2 separate regions of the Homo sapiens genome follow, and region 2 is linked to region 1. Evidence: chromatin loops called from intact Hi-C (ENCODE). Cell type or tissue: sigmoid colon. All regions are shown on one strand. Links, peaks and the distances in the headings refer to the core of each region. The heading gives the core; the rest is flanking DNA. Region 1 overlaps ABCC9 (ATP binding cassette subfamily C member 9). Region 2 overlaps ABCC9 (ATP binding cassette subfamily C member 9).

Region 1 (15,857 bases), core at 2,562-10,561:
GCAACGATTCTCTTGTTAGTTCTGTTTAGAAATAACTCCAAGAACAGTTTTTACATTTTATTTTCACATTAGAAATCAATCAGATTTGCTTCAGCCTCAAAGAGTGTGTTTATGTAAAACTAAATGAGTACTGGCAGTGAGATACACTTTGTTTTTTCTAAACGGGAAAAGGGTTAAAAATATTTGCAGTTTTTTAACTTGTCTCCTTGGGAGCTTATGATGTGATATTTTCTTGAAGATTGTCAAGAAAACTTAGCCATTTTTGAAAACTGAGGAGAAAAAAATACCATTTTCAGGTAAAGGAAGCCAAACTTCGTTCACATAAAACCCTTTTTTCCAATATATTTTCAAAAATTTCAAAATAGAGACTTCTTTCATCCTCAACTCTAACTTTAAAAGCAACTGTTACAAAAATATTGTTTTTTCCCTCAAAGTATGACTGAGTATTCTCATGAATAACAGGGTTTATGTTAGTATACTTTACACAAACTTAGCAAAACTACTCCCACTAATATTTGATTTGATTTATGTGTCAGTTTTGCTCATCTTTGTTGCTCCCAAGACCTTTAACAAATTAAAATTTTGGAAGTTTATATATTGTTTCCTCTTGAATTATAAACTCCTTTAGAGTTTAAAGATTATAAACATTTCTTTTTTGAAATAGATTTAGAGAAAATATTTGGCCTATATAGCCCCTTTATTCTAGCCCTAATGCTTGATACATTAGACATAAAGTTGGAAGGAGTTTTATCTTCCAGCAATGCACCACTAACATAGTGTCAAAATGCTAGAAGACAGGATGATCAAGATTCACTTGCTTATATTGTACTACTCTAAGTTGGTGACCCCTTCAATACATCCTTCTCTTCAGGGGACTGAAATTCTCATAAGAAGGATGGATGTAGCCAAGAATAATAACAATAACAACAACAACAACAAAGATATATTGAGAGTATACTTAGCCAATTATTGCCATAAGTGGTTTTTCATATACCATCTCATTTAATTATTACAACAGCCCAGTGGTTTTGATTCTATTATTTATTTTTATATATTGTTTGAGACAAGGTCTCACTCTATCACCCAGGCCAGAGTGCAGCAGTGCAAACATAGCTCACTGCAGCCTTTAACTGCTGGGCTCAAGTGCTTCCGCCTCGCAAAGTGGTGGGATTACAGGCATGAGCCACAATGCCTGGCCTAGATTTTATTATTAACTCCACTTTAGAATTAAAAGATTGACATATAAAGAACTTAGGTAACCTGAACTTCTTTCAAATCATCCAGCTACTAAAGGGCTGAGGTGAGATGTGAATTCAGCTTGTGTGTCTCTAGAGATGAGAGTTGTGTTGGTATTGAGTCAAATACAAGAAGAGAGAGGGTAGAGGAGGTCATCCTAGGGGAGAGCAGTAAGAAGTCATGAGGGGGAAAATACATTATCCTGTGTTCTTGATAGGCAGCTGGGATTCTTGAGTCAATGGAGCAAAATTCCAGTTTGACCACTTCAAGTTTTATTATTTTGTTCAGTACAATCTTGTTGGTGGTGAGTTGAACAGAGCTGGCTATAAATCCTAGCTCTGACACTTTGTAGTAGAATGGCCTTGAGAAAATTACTTATATCCTCCTAGCCTCAGTTTCTTCATCTGTAACATGAGCTATTAATAATATCTACCATGTAGGATTGTAAAGATTAAAGAAGATAATGGATAATACAAACATTTATTGAGTGCACACTCCATCTCTGGCACTATGTCAAGTGCTTCATACTCATCTGCTACCAAGCAGGTTAAACGAAAATAATACACTTAGAATATAGGGTGAAAATACAGCAAAAGAAACTATCATCAGAGTGAACAAACTACAAAATGGGAGGAAATGTTTGCGATCTATCCATCTGAAAATTGTCTAATATCCAGAATCTACAAGGAACTTAAACAAATTTATGAGGAAAAAAAACCCTCTTAAAAAGTGGGCAAAGGACATGAACAGACACTTCTCAAAGGAAGACATTTATGTGGCCAACAAACATGAAATAAAGCTCAACATCACTCATCATTAGAGAAATGCAAATCAAAACCACAATGAGACACCATCTCACGCCAGTCAGAATAGCAATTATTAAAAAGTCAAGAAACAACAGATGCTGGTGAGGCTGTGGAGAAACAGGAATGCTTTTACACTGTTGATGGGAATGTAAATTAGTTCAACCATTGTGGAAGACCAGTGTGGTGATTTCTCAAAAACCTAGAACCAGAAATACCATTTGACCCATCAATCTCATTACTGGGTATATACCCAAAGGAATGTAAATCATTCTATTTTAAAGATACATGCATGTGTATGTTTATTGCAGCACTATTCACAATAGCAAAGACATGGAATCAATCCAAATGTCCATCAGTGATAGACTGGATAAAGAAAATGTGGTATATACACCATGGAATACTATGCAGCCATAAAAAGGAATAGGATGATGTCCTTTTCAGGGACATGGATGGAGCTGGAAGCCATTATCCTAACCAAGGAACAGAAACTAACCCAGGAACAGAAAACCAAACACCACATGTTCTCACCTATAAGGGGGAGTTGAATAATGAGAACACACAGACACAGGGAGGAGAACAACACACACTGGGGCCTATGAGGAGGGCAGTGGGAAGGAAAGTAGCTAATGCATCTGGGCTTAATAGGTGTAGCAAACCACCATGGCACATGTTTATCTATGTAACAAGCCCGCATATCCTGCACATGTATCCCGGAACTTAAAATAAAATATAATAGGGTGACAATGGTCAGAGAAAGAAGGTTGAGGCAGAAATGTGGCTTCTCATCTGTGTTATTACAAAACTCAGATCAGTGTTTGGATTCGCGGTACTGTACAAGAGTCTATGTTTGACAACTAAGTCATATCTGGACTTGCAAAAGCACAGTCTGATTCTGTTCTATGTACGGTGGTAAGGATAATCCCTGAGAGCAGATGATTTTTAAAACCGGAGTCCTCTACTGTTAAGAAAATTAGATTGCAGCGCACCAGCATGGCACATGTATACATATGTAACTAACCTGCACAATGTGCACATGTACCCTAAAACTTAAAGTATAATAAAAAAAAAAAGAAAAGTAAAAAAAAAAAAAAAAAAAGAAAATTAGATTCTAGCTTCTCACTCTGCTGTTGCCTGGCTCTGTTACAAACAATTCACTTTATCTTTGGTTTCTTGGTTCCTAAAATTCTATAGTTTATGACTGTATGACTATAAATCAACAACTTGGCTTTTTATTTTTACTGTTACTTCCAAACACTAGTATTTCAAGCTAAAATGTGAGTTTTTCTTATTTCAACTAGGCATATCATGCTGATCCAGTGACAGTTAAATATATTCCAGGAGAGATATTTAGACACGCAGAGAGTCCAGGATATGGAGTTATTTTATTAACTGAAAGGGCCATAAATGAATATTAATAACACTGCTGGAAAGAGAACTCGAAGTGATGTCAAGTTCTTGTTTTTAATCTGTGTAATAACCTGATTTCACATATTTAAATTAGTTTAGTGGACTAAACAAAAGATAGACTGTAACCCCTCTGTAGAATACACATTTGTAAATTCTAATAATTTTTATCATTAAAGGATGATTTTATATGGATTCTTTTGTTTGTAACATTTCATAAGAAAAAAATTCAATAAAGAAAAACAGAAACTGGTTAAGACTAATGTATGGGAACTCATAAAACTGCACACAAGTAGATATTAACTGGTAAATGTTTGTGGACTCCAGACAAAATGACATTTAATACTCTTTGTCCTTCCTGTCTTCAAAGAAAGTTAAAGCAATAATAGATGATTAAAGTTACTGAAAATGTTTTCACAGTTCAATGAAACTAATGCATTTTATTTCTTTCCACAGTCTTCATGAATGCAGCAATTCCCATAGCAGCTGTTCTTGCTGTAAGACACTTTTTCTCTCTTTTAGAAATGAAACCAAGTCAGTGTTTATAAATGATTTATGAGCAAGAATGTGTGGGTAGTAATATATATTACCTCACCTCTGTGACTTCTCTCTATGGCAGTCTCCATTGCAAGAGTTCTAATCCAGGGTTTCTCAGTAAAGACACTATGGACATTTTGAGCCAAATAAATTTTGTTCTAGGGGCTGCCCTCTGTGTTAGGACGTTTGGCAGCATCCCTGGCTTCTAGCTACCAGGTGCCAGTAGCAACCTCAGTTACAACAATCAAAACATTGCCAAATGTATGCTGGTACATTTGCAAACATTGCAAAATGAACAGCGGTTGGGAATTAACTGTTCTAATCTCAACGATCTGGTTCCCAGATACTCTTACAACAAGATGGAGCTAGATCAATAACCAGAAAATCTTAAATAATTGCATTATATTTCATACTAAAATGACAAAATCGGCAACTGGTATTATTTGTAGAAATGTAATTAGCTGAGCATGATGGCGCATGCCTGTAGTCCCGGCTAACTGGGAGGCTGAGGTGGGAGGATCACCTGAGCCTGGGGAGGTCGAGGCTGCAGTGAGCCATGATCACGCTACTACACTCTAGCCTGGGCAATGAAGTGATACCGTGTCTCAAAAAAAAAAAAATGGAAGTAAGTCTTCTTTGGATATTAATGCTGACAGTTTTAGTAAAGATCCACAGTGAGGACCCCAAAACAACAGAACATTCTTTTTTCTCCCGGAGTATTTAGTATTGCTTGGAAAGGGCTTGACTGGTTGTTGAAAACTCTGGGTTCTCCATCCCTTTATTCCCCCTACTTAGCAATCTGACAGGGTCAATTACCTAACCTGTAAGTAGAATTTTTTTCTAACTTTCTCATAAGTTTGCCACTATAATTGCAGGTAAGCCTTTCAGGACTTACCAAAAGCAAGTATTGTTTTAATTAGGGAGTTTTGGATGAAGTCATTGTTATCATAGTTACAATGGACATACTGGCATAGCAGAATATGTTAGGTTTCTAGGACTGAATGTACGCATGTGTGACACTTTTTCCAGCTTTCTCTAAAGAACTCCTTTCTTTGCACAGACATTTGTGACCCATGCGTATGCCAGTGGAAACAATCTGAAACCTGCAGAGGCCTTTGCTTCACTGTCTCTCTTCCATATCCTGGTCACACCACTGTTCCTGCTCTCCACGGTGGTCAGATTTGCAGTCAAAGCCATCATAAGGTATGCACTGAAGTGTCTGGCATTTTTTGCTTATTGATAATAGAAATGACGTGTGCTAATAGGAGTATTTGAAAAAATATAAAAAAGAACATTAAAATCACTGCCAGGAGACAACCATTGTTAAAATTGTGGTATGCTACTTTTCAGTCTTTTATTTATTTCATGTAAAAATAATTTTTCAAAACAAAAATTTTAAATTTATCTAGCATTTTTCTCCTGATTACACTTTTTTTTATTATTCTCCCTTCATTTAAGTTTTATAATACCCCATGTTTACTGACTATGCAATATTCTATGTTGGAAATATTCTAATTTATTTAACAATTACCTTTTAATTGAACATTTAGAATGTTTCTATTTTCTCCCTAACATAAATAACATTGAAGTTCACGCATCTCTGTTTATCTGTAAACTTTTCTCTGATGATTTTCTCAGGTTGGATTTCTAGAAGTGGGGATACTAGTTCTAATAATATGCACATCTTTGAGGTCCTTGATGAATATGTTGCTTTCCACTGAAGTGGTGGTAGGTCAAAGAGGGCACACATTTTTAAGATTTTTAAAAATGAATACAGCCATAATGTTTTCCACTAAAGCTGTGCCAGTTTATATTGGCAACAATAGTGACAGAGAATGTTCACATCATCACATTTACTATTTTAATTTTAGTTTAATCTGGAAAAAAATCCAGGCTTAAAGTCTCTGAAAATGGTTAAGAATTGTAAAACCATTTTGTATTTTGCTCATTTAAATATGCTTCTATAGTGTTTCCAACCAGTGCAGATTTTGTCTCTTTATAATATCTCATAATGCACAGCTATAAAAATAGATGTGATATAAGACCATTTTTCCACCATTTTTACTTATAAAAATGTGTTACCAAACTAGATGATACACTGCCTATACGACAGTCTATATGTCTTATGCTCCCATAAATAAGGCACTCTTAAAAAGGAATTTTTCTTTTTAGATATATGCTCTTTATAAACCTATAAAACCTCAGAATGCTTTGTAAACAATCATTATCATATTTATATCTGGCTTTTGAAAGAAGTGCCAAGATGTCGCAATATTGAAGAAAAATTGGAAAATTGAGCCTTTAAATATATGAAGTATCATGTTGCAATTGACGGAAACATAGAACATCATTTGTAAGACTTTTAAAATGAGATAATTGTGCTGGTGTCTATATCTTACTGAGAAAACTAGAATTTATTATTCAAAATACCAGAATCTTCAGTTTTAAGCCAATAGTTTGCATTTGCTTAACAATCACTTAATGCCCAATAAAATTAAAATGCATATAAATCATCTTATAAACCAAATTCTTACAGAATATGATAGTGTAACATAGTTTCAAAGTTAACCTCTGAGACATTCATTAACAACCAGTTCTAGAGCTGTTAGTGTCTAGAGCTCAAGCCTTCTGGCCACATCTGCCCTCATTTTCTTATTGTTCTGCCTTCTGAAACACTTGTCCGGATCACTGACTACTTTTTGTAGCACCACTTCCAAATTAGGCAGTGCTCTGGAAGGGAAGCTACTTCAAACAATAAAATTGATAAATGGCCAGAGTCTGCTATTTTGGTCCTTATTTTCATTTTCTCCACTCAGCAACTGTCCCTTTCATGGTTACACTTTTATTTGAAATTTGACTTTGTACTACAAGTGGAGATAGAAAAGCAGTTGATAACTTGCAATAGATAACACCTCTGAAATCAGGAGGTTACCAAATATTAAAAGGACTTTGACTTGATTAAAAAAAAATGAAAACAATCTAGGGGTGTCCCTCCAATCCATGGTATACAATTCCGTGGTAATAAATCCTAGTACAGTGGAGGATGGATATCCCTGTATATTTCTGCACAGCACTCTCCCTTCTGCACATCTCATGGAAAAGACATTTGCCAGTTTGATAAAGACCAGTCTTTCTTCAGGGCTCAGTTCCAGATTTCCCAAGCCATAGGCCAAACAGAATCTGCTTATAAAAGCCTGATTCTCTCAAATGAGTTTCAGTGGTTGAATTGCAGGTCCTACAGAGATGACTGGTAAGCAGAGAACATTAATCCTTTTTCCCACTGTGTGCTAGTTCTGGGAACCCAAATAAGTGCTCTCCCAGTGTTGATTGGACTTAGAGCATTTTCTTCTGTGCCTGGGAAGCCGTGACCAACCTTTAGTGCCAGTTGGCCCACAGTGAGTTGAGCAGCCTGTTTATAATCGGAGACTTTGGTCAGCTGATTTTGAAATCTCCTCTTCAGGAACTGTGGAAATTCTAAATCCCTCACTGCAATCTTAAATACATTTAGAAACTTGGTGGGTTAGAATGGGATAAAGCACACTGTCAAACTTGTGCTATACATGCATGTAAGAGACTTGTAAACTTCTCTACCGGAGGAGAATTCCATACCATGTTCAATTCTTGGTTCCAAAACAATTCTATGCTTTCTTTTAATAAGGTTTGGCTTATTAGCCAAAGTGGGCTTCATGGCATTCAATGGCTGAGACCTGTATATACCTCATAAAATGGAAGAATGAGGCAGGTGTGATTCAGATTGTCTCCTCACACCCCCCAGCACCCAACACCATTTGATTTTTCTGGACATTTTATGATGAAGTGTTCTTGTCTACTTTCACAAAACAGAATAATGAAAAGTAACTATTATCTAAAATAATAAAATGCTCGAAGAAGAGTGATTTCTTTTTTAGAATGCTTGCCTCACTTCTCCACTTTGTATGTTACAAATCTCCATTTCACCGTCTTACCACCATTTTACTCATCTCTACCCCAAGCCTCAGAGCATCTTCTGTGGATGTGCATTCATTTATTGATACAGGTACATTGCTAGGCATTAAGAATTCCAAAGATAAAAGACTGAAATCTGCAGGGAGTCCACAGCCTAGTTAGACAGACCAGGAAGGGAAACTAATTACTGTATGGTGGGTTATGGTGTTATAAAGCTATACAAAGAATGCTATGGCCCATAATGGCCATCCTTGAAGTTTTTGAGAGAGAAGGGAAACTATCTGGTCAGTAAAGATTTTTTTTTTTAAATTTTATTATTATTATACTGTAAGTTTTAGGGTACATGTGCACAACGTGCAAGTTTGTTACATATGTATACATGTGCCATGTTGGTGTGCTGCACCCATTAACTCGTCATTTAGCATTAGGTATATCTCCTAATGCTATCCCTCCCCCATCCCCCCACCCCACAACAGTCCCCAGTGTGTGATGTTCCCCTTCCTGTGTCCATGTGTTCTCATTGTTCAATTCCCACGTATGAGTGAGAACATGCGGTGTTTCGTTTTTTGTCCTTGCGATAGTTTGCTGAGAATGATGGTTTCCAGTTTCATCCATGTCCGTACAAAGGACATGAACTCATCATTTTTTATGGCTGCATAGTATTCCATGGTGTATATGTGCCACATTTTCTTAATCCAGTCTATTGTTGTTGGACATTTAGGTTGGTAAAGATTTAAAGGAGGTAGTGACTCTTTCATAGAATCCTTAAAAATAGGTAAGACTTGGCAAGTTGGAGAAAAAATGTAAAACATGTTTTAACAGCAGGAGCAGTATATTCACAGGGAAGAAGTGGGTAAGTAGGTGAGAAATCTTGGTATCTTCAGGAGATTAAAAGTAGTTCAGTGTCATTGGAGGAAGGGTTCTGATGTGGGAAGTATCAAGGCATGAAGCTCGAGAGTAAACTCCTGAGCAGCTTTTAGACGATGCTAAAGATGCTGAAAGGCAACCGGATGCCAGTTGTCACTTTAAGAAGCGGGTCATTACATGCACAGATTTGCATTTTAAAAATATAAACCTGGAAGCATGGTGGAAATTACTTCACCCTTGGTCAGGATTTGTGCATTTTCCATAATTGTTTTACCTCTGTGATTTCTGAAAGGACCTCGTATGAATAGAAAATGCTTTTCGTATTACCCATTTATTATTTCATCAGACATTTCTTTAGGAATTACCATGCTATATTTTAGGCATTGGGATAGATTCTAAAGATGAAAATCTTTGCTGCTAACGAGTTCACAGTCTAGTGGGAGAGATAGACATGGAACAAACAACAACAATGACAAAACATCAGTGCTGGAGATCCTCAGCCAGAGAGCCTAGAATGACTGGGGACATGGGAGGGGAAGGGAAGTAAGAGGTTCACAGATAGGTTAGTATTGGCATCCATTGATGGTCCTTGTCATTGATGTTTCAAAGTGGGGTGTTAAGAAGAGAGAATGTCGTCCCCATTCTCAATCAAGGTCAGGGACCATTGCTTCCAATGCTCAGGAAGAGTGGGGCTCATTTATTCCATAAAAGCTTTGAGTCTATACTGGAAAGATTCGTGATTTGTATCTATACTAGAAATGGGAATGGAGAATTGAACCAACCAACTTTACTTAATGTCAGAATCATTGATTTATTCCTTCTTTGATTTATTGAACAAACATTCCTTGAATGACATGTGCCAGGCATTGCTAGATTTGGAATTATAAAGGCAGATGAGACTGGCTTCTCCACTTTGTTTTTTTGTGCAGAGACATAGTGTGAGATTGTTTAAAGGTATTCCTTTGATTGACAGAGCTGCGCTTCTTAAAATCAAATCTTTTCAAAACATAAGAACAGAATGACAATTACAATCTGTAAAAGTGAAGAAGAAATAACTGCCATTTAAGAGGAATAAAATAATGTTTCATAACGCATTTATAACACTGTTTTTCAAGTCTATGTGGTCAGACTTTGCTATCAAAGACTCAAAGAAAGTGTATGAACTGAAGCTCTTCCTAAATAATTACCTCTTTTAGTTCTCTGCAAGTGCAATTTGACAGCTAATAGATTGCCTCAATGGATTTTCGTCTTCCATCATGTTTCTATGGCATGCAAAGCCAAAACACTTAAAGATCATGGGCAACAGACTAAATTAAATTTACCTTTTTCTCATTTTGTTATTGTGTCACAAAAAACAAGTTCTGAAGACTTGTCTGGAGGAACTTGACTATAAGTTCAAATAAAATTTTTAAAAAAGAAACCATTTATTTCATACATATATTTTCTAGTTTCCTATCAAAGGCAATACCTCCCCTGTAGTTGCTGCTGCATGTGCCAAGTTAAGTTTTCCCACTTGCTGCATCCTAGCTTGCCAAAAGGAGCACTTCTTTTCCTTTGCAACTTCACTGAATTTCCTTTTGTATATTATTTTATTTCTAGGATGATGTTTACAAAGCATATTATCATTTTCTTTGTTTTACTTATTTATTTTTGCTCCTGATCCTATGACACTGGTTTGAGAAAATTAGAATGGGTAGAGTAGATGAGCCAAGGAGTCTTGTGCCCAGCCTAAGGAGGTCACATTAAAGAATGTTGGCAAACCAGTCTTCTAGAGCAGGGCCTCTCAAATGGTGTTTATAAAGTGCCTCTGAGTATTGGTCAAATACATAATGTGATTCGTATTTGGAGGCAGGGCTGAGATTTTCTGTTTTTAATAAACTCCCAGTTGATGCTGATGCTGGTGGTCCTTGGCTGAAACTTTTGAGCAGCAAGACTCTAGAGTCCCCTCTCCTTGCCAGGTTCAGAAAATGTGAATCATGCATAGTGCTTAAGCAAGATACACAGTGGCCAAGGATTCCAGATCCTTGCATATTACATGCTAAATGGTTTTAGGCAGGTTACTTAGTTTCTCTGTACGTCACCTCCCCATCATTTGTAAAACTAGAATACTAAGAGGACTTTCCTCATTAGTGTTATTTTTAACCACCCTGTTCCAAGTTCCTAAACAACTTCACTATTTTTGACAAGGAATATAATTGCAAAAAAAATGCAAAGAAGGTTCTGTTGAATTTAGGGTGACAAGTGGTCCTGATTTTTCTGACATTTTTCTGGTTTTAGTACTGAAAGTCCCATGTCCTGGAAACCCCTCTGTCCTCAGCAATTTAGGATGTTTGGTCGATCTAGCTGAATTCCCAGTTGGTCTTGAAAAATGACTCTCACAGGCATCCTACTCACCATAATACTGTGTGTTAAAGTCGTTATTTAGGTAGCACTTTGTTGGTGGTGGTTTTATTGTTAACTCTTATTCTGTGTTTATTGTTTTTTGCAGTGTTCAAAAGCTGAATGAGTTTCTCTTGAGTGATGAGATTGGTGACGACAGTTGGCGAACTGGTGAAAGTTCGCTTCCTTTTGAGTCCTGTAAGAAGCACACTGGAGTTGTAAGTGCTTTATTTTTGTTTTGGAAGTTGTGAATAGAGGACAGTCTCAGCAGAATGGACAGATTAATACAACTGAGTTAGAAGAGATTATAAGCTTTAGTTTTTAACCCATGTGAAGAAAAATCACGACTTGCTTCTCTACAACCTCACAAGTCTAAAATCAATAGACGAATGTATAAGGCTTGTCTTTATAAATCCAGAAAAAATTATCCTAAGAGACAAGACGTGTTTAATTCAAAAGGAAATTGAGAGTTTGCTTACTCCAAATGTATATAAAAATAACACCAAATAAGCTTACTCATGCACCATTTTCTTATAATACCATTTAGCTATACTACACTTTATAGTTTAAAACATATTTTCTGATGCATTTTATCTTTTGATCCACTTAATATATTACATTGTCTCTTTTTATTTTCCAGTTGAATTACATTACATTGTCTCTTTTTTATTTTCTAGCTCTTTTTATTTTGCATGTCATGAGGCTCAAATAAAGTCATAAGATTACTAAGTGGTAGAGCTAGAATTAAAACTTGAATCTTGTAAGTTGTAGACCAGTTCATTTATCCATGATACAAATATTTACTTAGTATCTACATAAAATCTAGAAACATAGTCAATATTATTTTGTCATGCATTACATGTAATATGAATAAGCTTTATTTAAATATATGACTGTGTTTTTTATTTTTTGGCTGCCCTGTGCTTTGTGCCAAGACTTAGGGTTGTAGCAATGAACAAGACATGTGATATCCTTCCTGTCACAGAATTCGCTTTCTTGAGGCAGGAATTGATAAGCAAATTAAAACAGTAACATAGTTTCACTGTGTGAAGAAAATGAAAGAGGGTATTAGAGAGTGAATTGGGTACTTGAAGCAGGGTGGTCATTTCCAAGAAGGCCCTTCTGGAGAGCCAGCATTTGAGCTAAGACCTGAATAAAAAATAGGTACCTTTCCTGAAAACTTATGGGAAAAGAGCATTCCATGCAGGAGAACTAGTAGATGCAAAGATCTTGAGGTAGGAATTAATTTGGTGTGTTCAAGGAACAGAGGGGCACTGTGGCTGGAGCCTGGTGAAGAAGAGAAAGATGAGATGATGCGAGAACAATGATTGAGGGCCCTCGTAAGCCATGGAAAGAGTTTGGATTTTATTGACATGCAATAGGAAATTATTGGAAGGTTTCAAAGTAGGGAGTAATATAATTTTTGTTTATATTTTTAAAAGATTATGTTGTTGTTTTCTGTGTAGAAGGAAGTCAGTGGAGGACAAAGAGTAAAACACGTAGATCAGTAAAGAAGTCATTATAATAATATAGGCAGGAGAGGATGATGGTTAGAATTAGAGCTTTTGGTCCAGTTGCAGTGGATATTGTGAAAAAAGGAGATCAAATTCAGTGTACACTTTAGAGGTTGAGCTGATACAGACTTGTGATAGATTGGATGGAGGAGATGAGGGAGAAAGAGGACTCAAGGAAGAATCCTAGGTTATTGGCTTGACTTCTGGGTAGATGATATAGCCATTAACTGAAATAGGGAGGCTGAGAAATGAGGAGATGGTGTTGAGGTAGAATCAAGAGGTACATTTTGCACATGCAAGTTTTGAGATACTTCTTAACCCAAGAAGAGACATAAGCATTGGAGATATAAATTTAAGAGCCATTAGCCATTAGATAATATTTAAATCAATGACTGGATTATACTACTTTCTTGAAGGAAGTGTCTAAAAAATTTTGAAGAAATTCTTAAAAATTAATATATTTCACAAAGTAGAAAAGCATTATTCCACCGTGAGTCATAAGTTAATGTTAGTTATAATTGTTACTATTAGAAAAAATATGAATATATTTACCATTTATGTGAACCAACACAATCAGTCTCCTGACTGGAACTGATTGGAACTTGGAAAGCTTTTCCCAGGAAATCAATCTATATTATATATTTTTAAATCATGTTTAAAACTGCTAAAAAAGGCAATCTTGTGGTTATATATTTAGACTCGTTTCCTTCTGTTGTTCTGGAGGTGTTTGTTTTTGTTTTTGTTTTTTCACTTTCTGTTAAGTTGTTTTACTGAACGGGTGTGATTTTGTCTGAGAAGGGACCACCAGCCATGTTTATATATGCTGGAGGAACAACGCCTCAAAATGCTTGTTTGTTAGTGTGGGGACATGGACACAAAGACAAAAATGCATTAAAGAGTGTCTAAACTTTTAGGCAGTAGGGGATCAAATATTTGATTAGAACCAGTCTCGTCACTCTTGGGATGGTCCTAGACTACCAAGGAACTTGTCTTTCAGAGATAGGGGGATAAGCAGAGTGAGATGACCTCAAGAAACGGCATATAGGAGGTCAAGTTCATGGAGTTAGGGAAATCTGAAGAATTTTTTTGTATGAGATGTGGCATAGAAGAAAAATTGAACTGAGAAAAGGTTTTGGAAAGAAAAAAAGAATCCCCTTCAAATGCATCCAATATCTTCAGGGTTATTGAAACCAGACTGGACTTCTTGATGTCTTTCAGGGTCATTCATCACTGCTGATGGGCCAAACCACAAATGACAAACTTTTTAAAATGGAGTGAAAAAAGCTGTGTGTTTGAAAATAACACTAATGGAAACTCCTTCTTGAGAGTGCTTAAGATACTATGTATTCTGTAAAAGCTTAGAGTTAAGTGGTTTTGGCTGTAGAATCTCCATGGAGAATTAGTGACAGTCTAGGGCCAAAGTCTCTTCATATTACATCTGTGGAACTTCGACTCAAATCTCTGTCAACACATTTACTCTTCCCACCCTGTTCTTAGTTTTGTGAAGGGCATGAAGTCATTTCTTTTGGACCTGTGGGGGCAATAATGTTACAGAATTAAAGACTCTAGAAGACAGTACATTTTATATGTAGGTGTAGACCTGTTTTGTATGGAAAATATACTTAGCCTAAAGGATAGTGGCTTTCTACAACCTCTCATGCAGTGTACTTCCAGGAGTATTTGTGAGGGCTGTAGGAAGGAAAAACAAAACTAAAATAAAGTTCATGAACATACTCTCCTCCTCTCTAAGTCAAAATATATTAGTATTTTCTGTGTGACAGAACCACTGCTAGTGTCTTACTTTCTAATCTTTTCAGTGGCTTTTTAATTTGTGTATTTATTTGCATGTAGCCTAGCAATGTACTATTTGATAGTTTGGGTGTTCTCTTGATACACCAGTTGATGGAAATTGGAAGAGCAATATCTTGTTTGGATTAAATTACTGATTATTTGAGTACATTCCTAATTCCCATAGTAAAACCCAATGGATTTTTCAAAAAGCTAAACCTGCAGTTCCAGGCCAAAAAATAACCCCCCAAAACCAACAACTTTCACAATTCTAGAATCGTTTCCTTTCTAGGTAACTTAACAGTTTAAAGTGTATTATTACTTAGCCTTCATAGTCTCTATAAGGTATTTGAGTAGGAAGATAATTATGGCTGAGTGCATTGGTTCATACCTATAGTCCCAGCACTTCGGGAAGCTGAGATGGGCAGATAGCTTGTATCCAGGTGTTTGAGACCACCTGGGCAACATAGGCAGAACCTGTCTCTACAAATAGCAAATAAGTTAGCCAGGCATGGTGGCAAATGCACCTGTAGTCTCAGCTTCTCAGGAGGCTGAGGTGGGAGGATCACTTGAACCTCGGTGGTCAAGGCTGCAGTGAGCTGTGTTCATGCCACTGCACTCCAGCCTGGGGGACAGAGTGAGACTCTGTTTCAAAAAAAAAAAAAAGTTAATTATTTATGTTGAAATACTGACTCAATATGTTTCTGGAAGAAATTTTGAGCTTTAAAATTTTTCCAGATTAGAGGTTTATGAGCTAAATATTCTACTTTCTCTTTAGCCATTTATCTCTGTGTGAAACTGAACCAAAAAATTAGAGAATGACAAATTTCTAGATATGACTTACATTCACCTTAAATATGTGAAGACTGTCACAACTCAGCTGGCATCCTCTTTATAAAGGATGTTTTAGTCCATTGACTAGGAATAGGGCTATAACATTTGAGATAGACTAGATCATTCTATAAGACTTATGGATCTCCTGATGAAACACTGTAATATCTTTGGACAAAAAAAAATCTAGATCTTTATGCTTTTGTCAATCCATAGCAGAAGCTGGGTGCCGTGTAGCTCAATCTGATTTATGTGAGTGTATCAGATTAAAAATCCTCATGATTCAGAGAATTATCAATAATGTACGGGTGGAATGTTTACAAGCCTGATAACTGTATTAGTCTATTCTCACACTGCTAATAAAGACATACCTGAGACTGGGTAATTTATAAAGGAAAGAGGTTTAATGGACTCACAGTTCCACATGGCTGGGGAGGCCTCACAAACATGGTGGAAGGCAAAGGAGAAGCAAAGGCACATCTTACATGGTGGCAGGCATGAGAGCATGTGCAGGGGAACTCCCCTATGTAAAACCATCAGATCTCCTGAG
Region 2 (15,857 bases), core at 4,726-12,725, 63 kb after region 1:
CCCCATTGTGTGCCTGATGGTGTACTAAACCAAGAATAAGAAAAATTTGGTGTAAATGATCAGAGTTAGAGTTTACTCATCCAAAATGCTAACTATAATAAAGGATGAAGCAACAGATAGGAAAAATACTAGCTGTGTGACTAGGATAAGGCATCTGAATTCTCTAACCTTGGTTTCCTCATCTATTAAATGGAGAAAATCAATTTTGCTTCTTAGGGTCATTGGACTAGTTAATATTATCCCTGCGAAGTATTAACCACACTGACTATTGAAGAAGCATCCAATAAACAAGTTAAAATAAATGTATAAATAATAATAGTAATAATAATTCTCACAAAAGAAATATTATTACACCAAAGTTGTTTTAGAATTTAATCCTTTTTCTTCAAGGTTTGTAAACAGAGTAATAACCTAAACTTTTGATCAAGGGTGTTTACTTTCAAAAAATTACCTATCCCAATTTTCCTATTCAAGTCAGATTAGCAAAGAAGATGATATTACTGAAAATTTCATTTAATCTAGAAAATTGATATTTTAGTGTTATAACGTTCTGAAATCCTAATCGCAAGTATATATAGATTTTAACCAGAGATTTTTCTAACCTACGAAATTTATTTTTAAATATAGAATTGGGTCACAGAGTAGAATATAGAGAGACAACTATCCACAACATCATGTTCCACAGCACGTCTACATAATCTATGTAGGCGGCATCATGAAGCATTCATGCTTTCTGCACTGGTATGTTTTTCCATCATAATGTGCAATTCCTTTTATTGGAGATGTCAAAATTATTTATTGGCATTGAATGTAGATATTAACATGAAATTTATATTCTAACAACCACCAATGATCACTGGTATTAATATGTACACCATATTAAAGATTACTTTTTTCACCAAATAAGTCCTTTCAATTCAATTTATTTAAGAAACATTTGAGTACCGAACATATGCCAGGTACTATTCTTGCTGTAGATATATAAAGACTAAAAAGACACGGCCTTTCATTTCCAACCAGCAAAAAGTGGCACTGTTGCCCTCCCTCCCCACATCCTCCCCACATACACCTGCCATGTTGTCCTTTTTATTTCCTTTGTGATATTTATCTGAGTATTTTAAATCATCTTTTTTATTTGTTTACAAGTTATCTGTCCTTTCCAACTGGAATGTAAGCCCTATCAGTTCATCCCCCACTTTTTCTTTTTTTTGTTGTTGTTGTGGCATCATTAGCTGGGAAAAGTGCCTGGGACTAAGTAAGTGCTCAATAAATATATATTGACTAAGTAGCTAACATGGGCTGTGTTAAGGAGCTCACAGCCTAGTAGGAGAGAGGGCTTAAGAAAAAAAATAGCAACACAGCATGATACATAGTCTAATATCACAAGAAACAACTGTGTCAGAGAGCAGGGTAGCACTCTGTCTAGAAGGAATGGGGAGATAATTATTGAATAACAAATCTTTGAATGAGGAATAATTGACCTGGCAGATACAGGAGATAGAATATTGAAAGAAGATATAACAGATGTGTGAAAATATAAAGATTTCTATTTTATATGGAAATCAAAAGAGTCCAGTACTGTTGGAACATACATTAAGTACAGAGAAGCTGTCTGTGGCGATGAGGCTTGAAACCATAGTAGAGGCCAGTGCACAAAGGGCATTGATAAGTATCTTTAAATAACTTAGACTGGATCCTTTCAATGTGTGGTAGTCACTGAAGAATTTTGAGCAGGAAAGTGATATGATCAGAGTTGTGTTCATCACAATAACTCTGGGATACTACTATGAACTGGGGATGGTTAACGCCCGAGACAAGGAGACTCCAGGAGGCTGTTGCAGTGGTCCACATGAGAGATTACAAAGGCAGGATAAGGAACTAAGGACCGGGAGAGAAAGCACAGATTTAAGGAATATTTAGGAAGTGGGAACAATGAGATTTAGGAGCAAATTGAATGTGAAGAGTAAGGTTGAGGGAGAAGTTGAAGGTGATTCCTTCTAAGTTTCTGATTCCATGAGTAGGTAGTTTTCCAAGTTAGGAAATTGAAGATGATGTGGAGGATTGGAGAAGGAGTTCATGAGTCTGGTTATGAACATGTACAGGTAGTAATGAGATATCCAGCTGGACTGTTTTTGATCATTTTGGTATACAGGTCTGATGTCTAAGAGATATCTAAGGGCAGAAGATACAGGTTTGAGTATCATTCTTTTATGGATACTAGTTAAAGTTTTGGCCATGGATTTGATTGCTGAGGGAGATGGTGTAGACTAAGAAAAGAGGAGCTTGCAGAAAAATTTCAGACTACCAGCACTTAACGAAAAAGTAGATAAGAGAGATCCTGTGGAAAATATGATCTGCCAATTGCTGCCTCATTAAACAGAGCTGGTCCTCTTAGGTTAAGAGGAAGATAGGTTATATGACTTGTGCCTCCCAATATCCTTTGATATTTGGCTAACCAGTGCCTATCTCATTGCTGAAATATCAGTCCATGATTATCATCTACTGTGGTAAGCCTTCTCTGAATGTGAGAATGTAGAGTCCATGTCCTTCTTAGATCTCTATGTTAAGTTGCATCCTAAACTTAGCACACTGCATCATAATCAACTGTTTGTGTGTTTGCATTCCTCTACAAGATTGGGAGCTACTTAAGAGCTGTAATGTGTCCTTCATCTTAATCTTTAGAATATTGACAGAGTCAGTTACATACTAGGTGTCCAGATGTTTTGTGAATAAATTAAAGGACACTTCGTTGCTCAACCTACTACTTTCTGTTAATATCTCCATGGCTCTTTACTTCAACATCTATCTGCTTCCAGCCCTCCTAATTTGGACAGACTGTTTGAATTCTGTTCCCAGTCAGCTTGCTCAGTAAAGGGGAAGGGTTGATGTTGCCCCTTGTCATGGTCTCAGTCTTTCAACTAAAAATCCTATTGAGCTCCTCCTGCTCCTGGCCAACCCCAACATAGGCCAGCCTGATGCCGTCAAATCCAAACCAATGCCTTGTTTATGGGAGGAGGATCTACGTCTTGGCAACCTTGATGTTGTGACTGCTAGTTTAGCAAGTTGGTCCCTGTAAAGATCAACTATCCTATGAGTGAGAAGTTAATGGTGGGAAAGATCAGTTCACTGGGCTCCCTCCTCATGTGCGCACTGTGTGTGTGTGTGTGTGTGTGTGTGTGTGTGTGTGTGTGTATAATGTTATATATGCTATATGTATAAGTCATATATATATATCATTTTCAGCCCCTCTTTTATTCTTCTGGATATATATATATGAAAGGAACAGATGGATGGAAAAAGACACATTCGATTCCTGACCACAAGTACCAAATGGATATACATATACATATATATATCCAGATAGGAGAGGCCAGCACCCAAGCACTTCGCCTCCCTAGAGGCCATTAAAGGCCCTTAAGTGGTCAGCTGAAATTTTTGATAGCCCTTTATCCAAATGGCACCTTCTGGTAAGTAAACCTTTACCTGTAGCAGCTCTACCCAGGTCAAGGACAGGTCTGGAAAGCCTAAGGGACTGCTCTACCTGTGTTTGATGCATATTACCCTAGGCAACACCACTGTAATGCACCTTAATTCAGTCTTGTCCATTTCCTTCCAAGACCTCAATGACATATAAGTGCCAAATGTTAATACTTAATAGGGCAGAACCCATCTTCCTACTAAGGGAGAGGAATTCAGACCAGTTGGGAAAATAAGCCATCTAAGTAATAGGCAAAAAATCAGGATAGTGGCATCATTGGAGTTAATCAAGTGAGCATTTTAAAAAGAAATTGAATGGTCAATAGTAATAACAACATAAAAGAAGAATAAAAAGGAATTAAAAGTGTCCATTGGATATGGCAACCATGAAGCTATTGATAACCTTAGCAAGAACAGTAATGATAAAGTGGAGAGAATCGAAGGCAAAATTCAGAGGGTTAAAAAATTAATTGGAAATCAGAACATGGACATGGCAAGGAAAAACTACTTTTTGAAAGAGTTTTACTGAGGTGGGAAGGAGTTTAGGAGAGCTAACTAAAAGGAGGAGCTTTTTTACTATTGCGTTTTCATTTTTAAGAGGATAATGAACTAGACATTTTCAAAGACTGAAGGGAAGAAGTGGAGATATAGGCGGGATGGGACAGTTAACGGAGAAGATTATTACAGCAGATTAGCAGGAGTATGTTAAGTGCCCAAGTGTGAAGACCACTTCAGCTTGAAGAGTATTTGGTACATAGCTCCTCTATGAAGGTATGAAAAGGATCTGAATAGATTCAGGAAAACTGGCAGGTGAAACAACAGGAAGTTGATGAGTTCAACATATAACAGCCTCTGTTTTCTCCTTGAAGGACAGGGGAAGTCATCTTCTGAGAGGGATGGGGACAAGAACAAGGCAGAGCATCGTGAAGGGAATGAGGAAGATTTAGAATGAAAGAGGAAATTGACCAAGAGTCAAGATTCAGATTTTTCATTTACCTTCTTCCCTAGACACATGAGCATAATTTAGCATTACTATCCTTAATTTTACATTAGGAAAACTTCTAGGTAGCTTTAAGTAGAACAAAATATTATGTTAAATTTCAATGCTTGAATTAGAGTTGGAAGAAACAAAAGACAACTCAACTTCTATCTGGAAGTACCTGCAGGATCCAATCCAGGTTTAGATCCTCCAGAGTTCATTTTTTAATGTTTTATTTTAGTTTATTTATTTCAATAGGTTTTTTGGGAACAGGCAATTTTTTGTTACATGGATAAGTTATTTAGTGATAATTTCTGAGATTTTGGTACACCTGTCACCCAAGCAGTGTACATTGTACCTAATGTGTAGTCTTTTATTCCTCACCCCTCTTCCATCCTTCACCCCAAGTCCCCAGAGTCTATCATATCATTCTTATGCCTTTGCATCCTCATAGCTTAGCTCCCACTTATAAATGAGAACATATGATATTTGGTTTTCTATTCTTGAGTTACTTCTCTTAGAGTAATGGTCTCCAATTCCATCCAGGTTGCTGAGAATGCCATTATTTCGTTCCTTGTTATGGCTGAGTAGTATTCCATGATGTATATATACCACATTTTCTTTACCCACTCACTGGTTAATGGGCATTTAGGCTGGTTCCATATTTTTGCAGTTGCAACTTGTGCTGCTATAAACATGTGTGTGCAACTGTCTTTTTCATATAATGACTTCTTTTCCTCTGGGTAGATACCTACTAGTGGGTTTGCTGGATCAAATAGCAGTTCTACTTTTAGTTTTTTAGGGAATCTCCATACTGTCTTCCATAGTGATTGCACTGGTTTACATTGCCACTAGCAGTGTAAATGTGTTCCCTTTTCACCACGTCAATATCTATTTTTTTTTTTTATTTTTAAACTATGGCCATTCTTGCAGGGGTAAGGTGGTGTCTCATTGTGGTTTTACTTTGCATTTCTCTGATGATTAGGGACGTAAAGCATTTTTATTAACTATCATAAATATCAGCATTTTTAAACCCAAAAGAAGTCTTGAAAATGGGATGGCCCTGCTGCCATGGATAAAATTCTAGAATCCTTACATTTGGTACTTGTGGTCAGGAATTGATTGTGTCTTTTTCCATCCATCTGTTCCTTTCTTTCAAGCTAACTGGAGTCCCCAGAGTCTTGAACTCTTTGGAAAGTTAATATTTACTGATGAGGCTGCTTTTCCTCCCCCGCATTGAGGGTTCGTGGTGTACTCACATGAAGCAATGAACTCCCTCAAGTAGTTTACCACGAAAGCATCACAGTTAAATTAGACTGAGATTTTAGTGACCTTTCCTATTTTTTTCTTGTCTGACAGAATAAAGGTCTAAGAATGTTCAGAAGATGAGCTGGATATGGATGAAAAGATACAGGCTGAGTGTGTCAAAGTTTCCATTAGGAAAACAGAAGGTTTCTTGCCAAATAGAAACACGCAGAAAGAATGTTCACTGCATTTTCACCCCTCCCCTCTCACTGCTGCCTCAGACTATTGCCAACTCCATTTACAAACTCTTTAAGAGTGGATCTGAAACAATATCCCAAAACTAGAGGAAGAGTCAAAAGTGTTCCAGATAAAGCACTTTGTCAGAATCAAGTGTTTGAGGTTCATCTCAAATGTAGTCCACTGGCTTTGGTCCACCTGGCCTCATCTCCAATCTCTCCATCACACAGTCCTCTAGGGAGAAGAACCTGTCTCAAGCCCCAGAACATGTGGCGCTTTCTCATTTCTGTGCCTTTTCTCATATTGTTCCTGCTGCGTAGAATGCCTTGTTCACCAAAAACATTCTGCTTATCCTTTAAAAACCTCACTCAGATTATCTTCCTTGTCCTTTGTGACACCTTGCTTAACCCTTCCTCTCTCTCCACCCTTCACTCCATTTCCTACCGTGCTGATCCTCTGCTTGGTGCAAATCATGCCCTTCCTTTATGTTCGTGTAGCATTTTGTGCATAAGATCCTTATAGCTAGACAGTGTGTTGCACCATTTTTACTTGTTAATGCTGTGTTTCCTCCCTTCACTAGACAGTTGACCCTTCAAGGGAGTAGGTCATGTCTTGTTCCTATATCCTCAGTGTCTAGCATAATGTCTTGCTTAGAGTGGATGATTGCTAAATGCTCCCGAATGAATGGATGAAAATCTACCAAACATGTACCTAGCAAGTACAAAAAAGAATGAGCCAAGGTGGATGGATCACCTGAGGTCAGGAGTTCAAGACCATCCTGGCCAACATGGTGAAACCCCATCTCTACTAAAAATACAAAAATTAGTTGGGCATGGTGGCACATACCTGTAGTCCCAGCTACTGGGGAGGCTGAAGCAGGAGAATCGCTTGACCCTGGGAGGCAGAGGTTGTAGTGAGCTGAGATCGCACCACTGCACTCCATCCTGGGCAACAGAGTGAGACTGTCTCAAAAAAAAAAAAAAAATGAGCCTTGCGTGTGTGTATATAGAGAGATGATAGATTGATGATAGATAGATAGATAGATAGATAGATAGATAGATAGATAATCTTTATGGTTCATGTTCATTGTTTCAGTAAATCCTATAACCCTTTGAACATCCCCCCTACCCTTCAGTTGTTCTCTATATTCATCCCTAAAAAGGTCAGCTGGAGGGTAAGCTTGGACTGCTTAGTCCCACAGCATGAGTGCTGCCATTCAGGCCAGGTCCTCCTGTGCATGGCAGCATGGCATTTGGGTCATGGATACTCAACTCAATGTGAGGTAACTATTTAGCTATGATTGCTGAGTTCTCTGATTATTGTAGATTAGAGCTTACTGTCCGACTGAATTATCTATCTTTTTTGACATATTGGAATGATCAGATTGATTGGATAGATATCAAGCGTCTGCTTTATATTGGCCTGTATGGATTACTTCAGTGGGCCAAATGAACACCCCTCCCAGGATATCTTCATTCTTTGACATATGATGATTTATTATACATTTTTACAATTTTACTTAAAAATTGGGGAGGTGAGTGGGGGAAGTGTTTTATCCAGAAGGAATCACTGCCATTTTGTCAGATGAAGTTTGCTTATTTCTTGCAAACATAACCCATAGATGGGAGGTCTCTATAAGACAAGCCGTGGCTGCAGAGAGTGAATAAATCACATTTTGATTTGGTATTTTCCCTACCTTCAAACCAGTTATTTTTATTATATTATCCAGCCTTCCAATGTTTCTGTTATTCAGGAAAAATAATTGAGAAATAAAAAGAGACTATTGTTGTGATTTAGAGAAGATTTTTTCTACCATGTAACATGAATTTCTTTGAGATATTGGCTCAGATGTTTAAATGGATAGGGCTTTTACTAACAGTTTTATTTATAAAATAGGTTACACAGAATTTGGTGTGATTTTATTGAGCACCAAGAATTAACTTAATTTGCTGAAGATCAATATCCAAACGATATATATCATAGAACCCTGAAAGTACACAGACCAAATTCCTTTTATGCAATGACCATCCTTACAAATATTTCAGAATTTGGGGGTGTAGAGCATTTGCCGTCATCTCTAGTGTCCCCATCCTCTACTTGTTGCCACCCCAGTTTTTTTCCTTTGGTTCCCAGAAATATTAGGCAAAAAGATAATTTTAAAAGTATATTTTTGCCAATTGCAAATGCATAGTTTTCTGTCTTCCCTGGTTCTGTGCCAGCACTTCCCACCCAACTCTAACTGTGTTGTTTGGAAAAGTAAAATAAATGCCACAAAATATCGGTACAGTTGCATTTCTACACAATTTATCCTGGATTTTGTAAGGCCCTTTTAATGTAGTAGGCTATGCTTTATTCTCATGGCTACAATAATTATGTGGAAATTTATGAACTGATCTTTAATACAATGTTGTTATTAGAAGGACTCTTTTTCCTAGTAAGGGTATAAGAAAGGAAATAAACACCTGACCACACCATCTCTACTAAGAATGCAAAGAGCAGTAGTAGCTGGTCTTTATTTTGAAGTAGAAGTCTATTTACTGGGCCGGGTGCGGTGGCACACGCCTGTAATCCCAGCACTTTGGGAGGCCAAGGTGGGCGGATCACAAGGTCAGGAGATCGAGACCATCCTGGCTAACACGGTGAAACCTCGTCTCTACTAAAAATACAAAAAATTAGCCGGGCATGGTGGCGGGTGCCTGTAGTCCCAGCTACTCAGGAGGCTGAGGCAGAAGAATGGTGTGAGCCCGGGAGGCGGAGCTTGCAGTGAGCCGAGATCGCGCCACTGCACTCCAGCCTGGGCAACAGAGCGAGACTCCATCTGAAAAAAAAAAAAAAAAAAAAAAAAAAAAGAAATCTATTTACTGATCATTCCATGCCATCAGTTTGTCACTGTGTTGAGTAAATAGTGTAGTAATAAGTGTGACTGTTTCTTATTACCTCTCCTGTTGTGTGGTTAACATCGTGTTTTTGTTTTCTGCAGGCATGAAACCAGATTTAAACAACGTATGCTGGAACTGACGGATACAAACAACATTGCCTACTTATTTCTCTCAGCTGCCAACAGATGGCTGGAGGTCAGGACGGTACGTTCATTTCATGATTTCGAAATGGAAACCAAATAGAGAAGACGCCTGCTGCAAAGAGGCAGACAGTTGTAAAAATTAGTATTCCACTGAGATTCGGCACTAGCTTCACATTTTCTGGACTTTAAAATAGCTCAGGTTTGTTTATGTTACAGATGAAGTTTGTCATAATGTTTTAGCTAATGACAAGACAAATAGCCCAAAAAGCAAAAATTCATTTTGTGTTCATTAGTTTCTAGATCACATAAGTTAATGGAATGGCAAATATTTGTATAACTTCAAATTTTTTTTTCCAAAAGAGCACATTTGGCAAGTGAACAGATGTACTCATTTCCTTCACTGAGTTGGTCCTGCCTGGAAGGATGGCAACTTTCTACGTTTTAAGCCAGTGGAGGGTCATGTTAGTGCAAAATGTAGAAAACTACAGTTAATCATCTGTTGCCTTCTGTCTTGCATAATGTAGAAGAACAAGCACAAGCTTTGGCATCACACAGACTTGGTCTAGCAAGTTAATTTTAGTCCCAGTTCCTCATCTGTAAAATAAGAATGTGTACCTTGTACCTTGTATGGGCATTGGATTAAAAGTAACATAAATCCCCTACTACACTGATTGGCAAATGCATTCAAGAAATGTCTTTCGAATGCATGCATGAATGAATAATGAATTGTACCTGCCCTGGTAGGGGGTTCATAAGCCAATGAGCTGGAGTATCAAGTAGGAGAGATGAGAAAGACATTCCAGAAGGCAAGGAATATAGTTTGTAGTCTGTGCGATCCGGAACATGGATAAGCTACTTTGATGGTAATGTTGAGTTGAGTGTAATTTTTTAAATAGGTATTTGCCGGTTTTGAAAAGAAAAAGCATGTTTATCTCTACTATTGAGAGAATCTTATTTCCACTAATTGCGTTTCACTAACATATAGGCTTTCTTTCAAAACACAACAGAAAAGAGAAGGAAGATGGTAAAGGGAATTTAATAGGGTAGAAATGAAGGAGCCCAAATTAAAATCTGAGTAGTTGATTGATGGATACAGATTAAACAAGAATCTTGGACATCCTTGTGAGCTTTTATTATCATGATTTCTCACTGGTTTACAGAGATTCTCCTCAACTATATTAGTCATTATGTAGAAATTATTCAACAGCACAGCATAGTTATTTTTCACAAAGTTTTGACAGAAGTACTGGTTGCTGATAAATTCCCTCCAGGTAGCTGTGACAGTTGGAAGAAGGCAGGACAGAGTTTCTTGGGAATTACGTATAGATAAATAAAGGCAAGTGAAGTGTTACTTAGGATTTATCACAAAACCAAAACATTATTCCCAAACCCTATACAAACCATAATTCCATAATTCCTTGCTTTAATTCCTTGTTTTGATATGTGAGTGTGTGTGTGTGTGTGTGTGTGTGTGTGTGTGTGTGTGTGTGTTGTTCTATAAGGGAAAAAATCATATATGAATAATATAATTACTGATGAAATAGCTTACTGAAAGAATGTCCCGAAATCATAAGGGAGAAATGTTAGCAGTTACCTTTGTATCTGGTTTTCCTGAACTTGAAGATCAAGTATGTCTTTTAGGGGCAAGCATATTTGCCTTGGACTTGAGGTGAGAGTCTGACCGACTCCTGTTTCTGCTCTTTAGCACTTCCTGCTGTCAGATTAATGGATAAGTGTTGAACAAGAATCTTCAAGCAAACCATATGCTCTGTTCTCATAGCCAGAAGACAAGATATTAGAGCCTTAAGACTGCCAAGAAAGGGAAGGTCAGGAAAAATTAGAAAGGAACAGCAGCCAAACTCAAAATTGTTTAGTTTAGTTTGTCTCATAACCCAATACTTTAACCCCCACGTGAAAAAGCAGTTGAACCTGTCTAAATATAATAGACTCTGTATCTTGAATTCCACCTGCAAAAAACAAAATACTGACACCTGAAACAGGAAGGGCAGAACAGGCCATTCATTTGGTTACTTTGTAATGCATTTGTTACTATGTCTTCTCCTTGCTTTCTGTGTATTAGAATCCTTCCAAGATTTGCAATCTAGTCTTATTACTAGAACTCTCCCTTAAAAATTAATACAAAATATTAAGGAGTATTTTATTTTCATTTCCGATGGGCAAAGATATATTTTGGCAAGAAACGTTTGTTGATTTATTGCAAGGTTCCAGGCATATCTGCTGACAGAAGTCAAGGTTCAAGGTCCTTTGTGTATGCTTTGCCTCCATCCATTGTATTTATATGTCAGTAACTTTATATGGATAAACACGTGTACACACGCACACATGCACACCCCTCTAGACAATCTCAGAGATCCATTGTGAGACCAGTCAGATTCACTGTCGCTCTGCTCTTCTGAGTGAACTGAGAGTTTTCATTGGAACCAGGTGTATTTAAATATAAATACTATAATCCAAGAACATATGCCACAGTAGGAGTGTTAAATAAGGTAAATGACTTCTCCTGGGAAATAACCTTTTCTCTCAATTGTGCACATATAAATGACCTCATTACTACTGTGTTTCTGTGGGCATGTCCACATCACTGGAGACAGAATTTTAGTTTGGAATAACTGGATCTTGCGTGAGAAAAATGAAGTTGAGATATAGTACCTTGGAGACTAGGGTGTGAACTGTTCTCTACACCCCACAGCTGGATATATTCTGTATTCTGCCTTGTAAGTCTTTTTTTTTTTAAAGTAATGAAAATTTCTAATTGGCCCAGTACATCTGCATTGATCTTATCTATGGTATCAACACAACCCCCTCTTTGTTGTATTACTCAGTAAGTTCACATAAATATCTGCTTCTAGCAAATATTCTTAGAGTTCCCAGAGCAGGAATGCAACCAAAATGATATAAAGAAGGTCACTTCATTGGACATAAATTAGAAGAGGCAAGCAGGATTTCTTCACACAGATTTCACCAACTCTAATTCATGGACTCAGAGCCATAATGGAAATGGGAGAAAACATGATATCATTGCTTTCTGTGGCTATCTTTCCCCTCCCTTCCTCTTTATGCCTAGTTTTAACTTTCCAAAGCCATGTCACTGCTATTGACAGAAAATCTCAAGAAAGAAGAGAGAGAAACCAGAGTAGAAACGCCTTTTGTTGAATTTGGGACGTTCTCCGAACCTCATCCAATTTTTGTTTATCTTTTTTTTTAAATTATACTTTAAGTTCTGGGATACATACGCAGAACATGCATGTTTGTAACATAGGTATACGCATGCCATGGTGGTTTGCTGCACCCATCAACCCGTGATCCACATTGGGTATTTCTCCTAATGCTATCCCTCCCCTAGCCCCCCACCCCCGGACAGATCCCAATGTATAATGTTCCCCTCCCTGTGTCCATGTGTTCTCATTGTCTAACTCCCACTTATGAGTGAGAACATGCGATGTTTGGTTTTCTGTTCCTGTGTTAGTTTGCTGAGGATGATGGTTTCCAGCTTCATCCATGTCCCTACAAAGGACATAAACTCATCCTATTTTATGGTTGCATAGTATTCCATGGTGTATATGTGCCATGTTTTCTTTATCCAGTCTATCATTGATGGGCATTTGGGTTGGTTCCAAGTCTCTGCTATTGTGAGCAGTGCTGCAATAAACATATATGTGCATGTATCGTTATAGTAGAATGATTTATAATCCTTTGAGTATATACCCAGTAATGGGATTGCTGGGTCAAATGGTATTTCTGGTTCTAGATCCTTGAGGAATGGCCACACTGTCTTCCACAATGGTTGAACTAATTTACCCTCCCACTAACAGTGTAAAAGCGTTCCTATTTCTCCACATCGTCTCTAGCATCTGTTGTTTCCTGACTTTTTAATGATTGCCATTCTAACTGGCATAAGATGGTATCTCATTGTGGTTTTGATTTGCATTTCTGTAATGACCAGTGATGATGAGCTTTTTTTCATATGTTGAGATAGAGACATGAAAAACCCTTCAAAAAATCAGTGAATCCAGAAGCTGGTTTTTTGAAAAGATCAACAAAATAGATCAACAAAAAAGATCAACAAAAAAGATCAACAAAATAGTCTGACTGCTAGCCAGACTAATAAAGAAGAAAAGAGAAAAGAATCAAATACATGCAATAAAAAATGATAAAGGGGATATCACCACTAATCCCACATCAATACAAACTACCATCAGAAAATGCAATAAACACCTCTATGCAAATAAACTAGAAAATCTAGAAGAAATGAATAAATTTCTGGACACACACACCCTCCCAAGACTAAACTAGGAAGAAGTCGAATCCCTGAATAGACCAATAACAAGTTCTGAAATTGAGGCAATAATTAGTAGCCTACCAACCAAAAAAAGCCCAGGACCAGATGGATTCACAGCCAAATTCTACTGGAGGTACAAAGAGATGCTGGTATCATTCCTTCTGAAACTATTCCAAACAATTGAAAAAGAGGGACTCCTCCCTAACTCATTTTATGAGGCCAGCATCATCCTGATGCCAAAACCTAGTAGAGACACAACAGAAAAGGAAAATTTCAGACCAATATCCCTGATGAACATCATTGCAAAAATCCTCCATAAAATACTGGCAAACTGAATCCAGCAACACATCAAAAAGCTTATCCACCACGATCAAGTCGGCATCATCCCTGGGATGCAAAGCTGGTTCAACATACGCAAATCAATAAACGTAATCCATCACATCAACAGAACCAATGACAAAAACCACATGATTATCTTAATAGATGCAGAAAAGGCCTTCGATAAAATTCAACACCCCTTCATGCTAAAAACGCTCAAAAAACTAGATATCAATGGAACGTATCTCAAAATAATTGTTTATGTTTTTAAAAAAATACAGCGCTTTCTTTTCTTTTCCAAGTCATGTTAAATAAGAGTTAAGACAATCATGATTTTTCCTCTTTGTCTACACAGATAGTTTTCCCTATGGAAGATCTAGCCTTGCCCACCATATTCATATCATATTCATTTTGAATTGGGAAAAAAATAAAGGCCATAACACACTCAAATCATAAAAGGACAAGAGACTAAAAGAATAAAATAATTTGGCTGGTAGAAAGCGGCTAGACTGTGGCTGGCCACCGGACTTGCTTTGGCAGCAGAGCGGACTGTTTTTCCTCTGGGTGCCAAGTGAAGCCGGCCGCGGTTGAGTGCAATGTGTCACTACAGCCTAACCTCTGATTGCTGCTTGCGTCCTCTCGTTCAGCACAGTCTTTTCTCTTCATCCCTTTGGACTAAACAATTCCAGTTCTTTGGCATTGGTGTTTTCAGTTGCAAAAATGGTGTAACTTTATCTAAAGGCTGTCTTTCCAAGGCTTTGTCTTGCTGTGTGGTGGAAGGATAAAAGAAAATTCACATGAAGAAGCCAAAAATAAATACTTTAGAGTCAACAGGCTAAAGTGAAAATGGTCTTTAGGGTGAGCTTGCACAAGAGTCTATTTTGTGAGACAACACTGCTTTTTTGTGTGTTCACAATTCAACGACAGACAGGGATGCAGTGATCTCGTAATTTGAAGGCCCTAATATATTCTTGCAGATACCCAGTGGTACAATAATGTGCTCCTGAGTGCTATATGAAGGAGAGGGATCACATACTTTTGGGTTGCTATTAACTATTTACAAGGCTGCCTTATAGAGAATTACAGTTTTCATTATAATTCCAAATATAGATAGATGTCTTTGAATCACTAGAAATCTGAAAAGAGACCTCTCTTTCGACATGGGAATCTTCTGGTGGGGAGTATTGAATTCACAGAATTGATGGAAGCTGTAATTTACTATTCTACAGATAAAAGCCCTCTTTTGAATGTAGATAATTCATCTGTGTTGTAACTTCTGTTTCCTAAGTTGAGTCTCCCATTTCATTGTATCATTTGGATGGAAGGTGGTTTTCACTGAGTAGATTGCTTAGGATGTGTAAGGCTATAGCAGTAGAATAAATGCTATTAGTGATCCCCAAGTATTAGCTGTCTTCTGTGAAAGTTATGCAGACCATCTGCTTCTCCTTTCTTAGTTTATTGCCTCTAAGCCATTTGCTTCTCACGTATTTGCAAAGGAATGGAAAGATGTAACCGTAGGGTCACTTTGTGAATCATTAAACTTGTTAAGTTTAACAGTAAAAGAAGTGAACATCGGAGACCTAACAAAAGCTTTTTTTTTTTTTTTTTTTGAGACGGAGTCTCACTCTGTCGCCCAGGCTAGAGTGCAGTGGCATGATCTCAGCTTACTGCAACCTCTGCCTCCCGGGTTCAAGTGATTCTTCTGCCTCAGCCTCCCGAATAGCTGGGACTACAGGTGCCTGCCATCACACCCAGCTAATTTTTGTGTAGAGATGGGGTTTCACTGTGTTAGCCAGGATGGTCTCGATCTCCTGACCTCGTGATCTGACCGCCTTGACCTCCCAAAGTGCTGGGATTACAGGAATGAGCCACTGCACCTGGCCACAAAAGCTTTTATGTTAGCTATTAATTTCACATTTCTATACTACTGTAATATTTGAAGAGAAGTGATTGAAATTTAGTGATTTTGCTGAATATTTTTTGAAAAGTGTAGTACACAAAGGAGCTTCATCCCTTATGCAAATCAAGATAAAATTCTGATCAGTAGTCTCTAAAATATTTCCAGTACTTTAGAAAAAAAAAAAACAGTTTTTAGCAGTGGTAGTAATCCAGCAGTGAGCTGGAAAGTATCTAGTTAGTAAAATTAAAAGACAGCCTGAATGACTTTTTCTTTAAAAAGAAAGTTTAAAAATATTTTTATAATAAAATAACTTTGTTATACATACTAAACTACAGATATATTGGCTTTCAAGCTATAATATCTATTTGAATTTAGTTGA

Evidence for each region. Hi-C counts contacts between places; a loop is a spot of excess contacts. Peaks named below come from ENCODE experiments on the same cell type or tissue, not always from the same donor. Only the 100,000 strongest peaks of a DNase experiment are listed, where the experiment ranks them.
Region 2: a loop joins it to region 1, with 3.0 times the contacts of the local background. A loop is called at or near these places in 4 of 110 quality-filtered maps.

What each region holds. Positions count from the first base shown.
Region 1 is chr12:21,883,361-21,899,217 of GRCh38, reverse strand. ABCC9 (ATP binding cassette subfamily C member 9) reads left to right here. Exons shown (of 40, transcript NM_020297.4): 13 at 3,903-3,943; 14 at 5,044-5,186; 15 at 11,284-11,392. Among named protein-coding and RNA genes, the nearest start is that of ABCC9, 50 kb to the left of the region's middle. RefSeq lists enhancers at 1-22, 6,552-8,081. In sigmoid colon, for the core only: no CTCF peak of the experiment used is centred there; DNase peaks (open chromatin) are centred at 4,167 and 7,357.
Region 2 is chr12:21,822,122-21,837,978 of GRCh38, reverse strand. It overlaps ABCC9 (ATP binding cassette subfamily C member 9), which reads left to right. Exons shown (of 40, transcript NM_020297.4): 31 at 8,919-9,021. It overlaps KCNJ8-AS1 (KCNJ8 antisense RNA 1), which reads right to left. Exons shown (of 5, transcript XR_007063241.1): 3 at 10,555-10,769; 4 at 8,876-9,072; 5 at 8,718-8,756. Among named protein-coding and RNA genes, the nearest start is that of KCNJ8, 55 kb to the right of the region's middle. In sigmoid colon, for the core only: no CTCF peak of the experiment used is centred there; DNase peaks (open chromatin) are centred at 5,698, 6,128, 9,018 and 9,428; H3K27ac peaks cover 533 bases.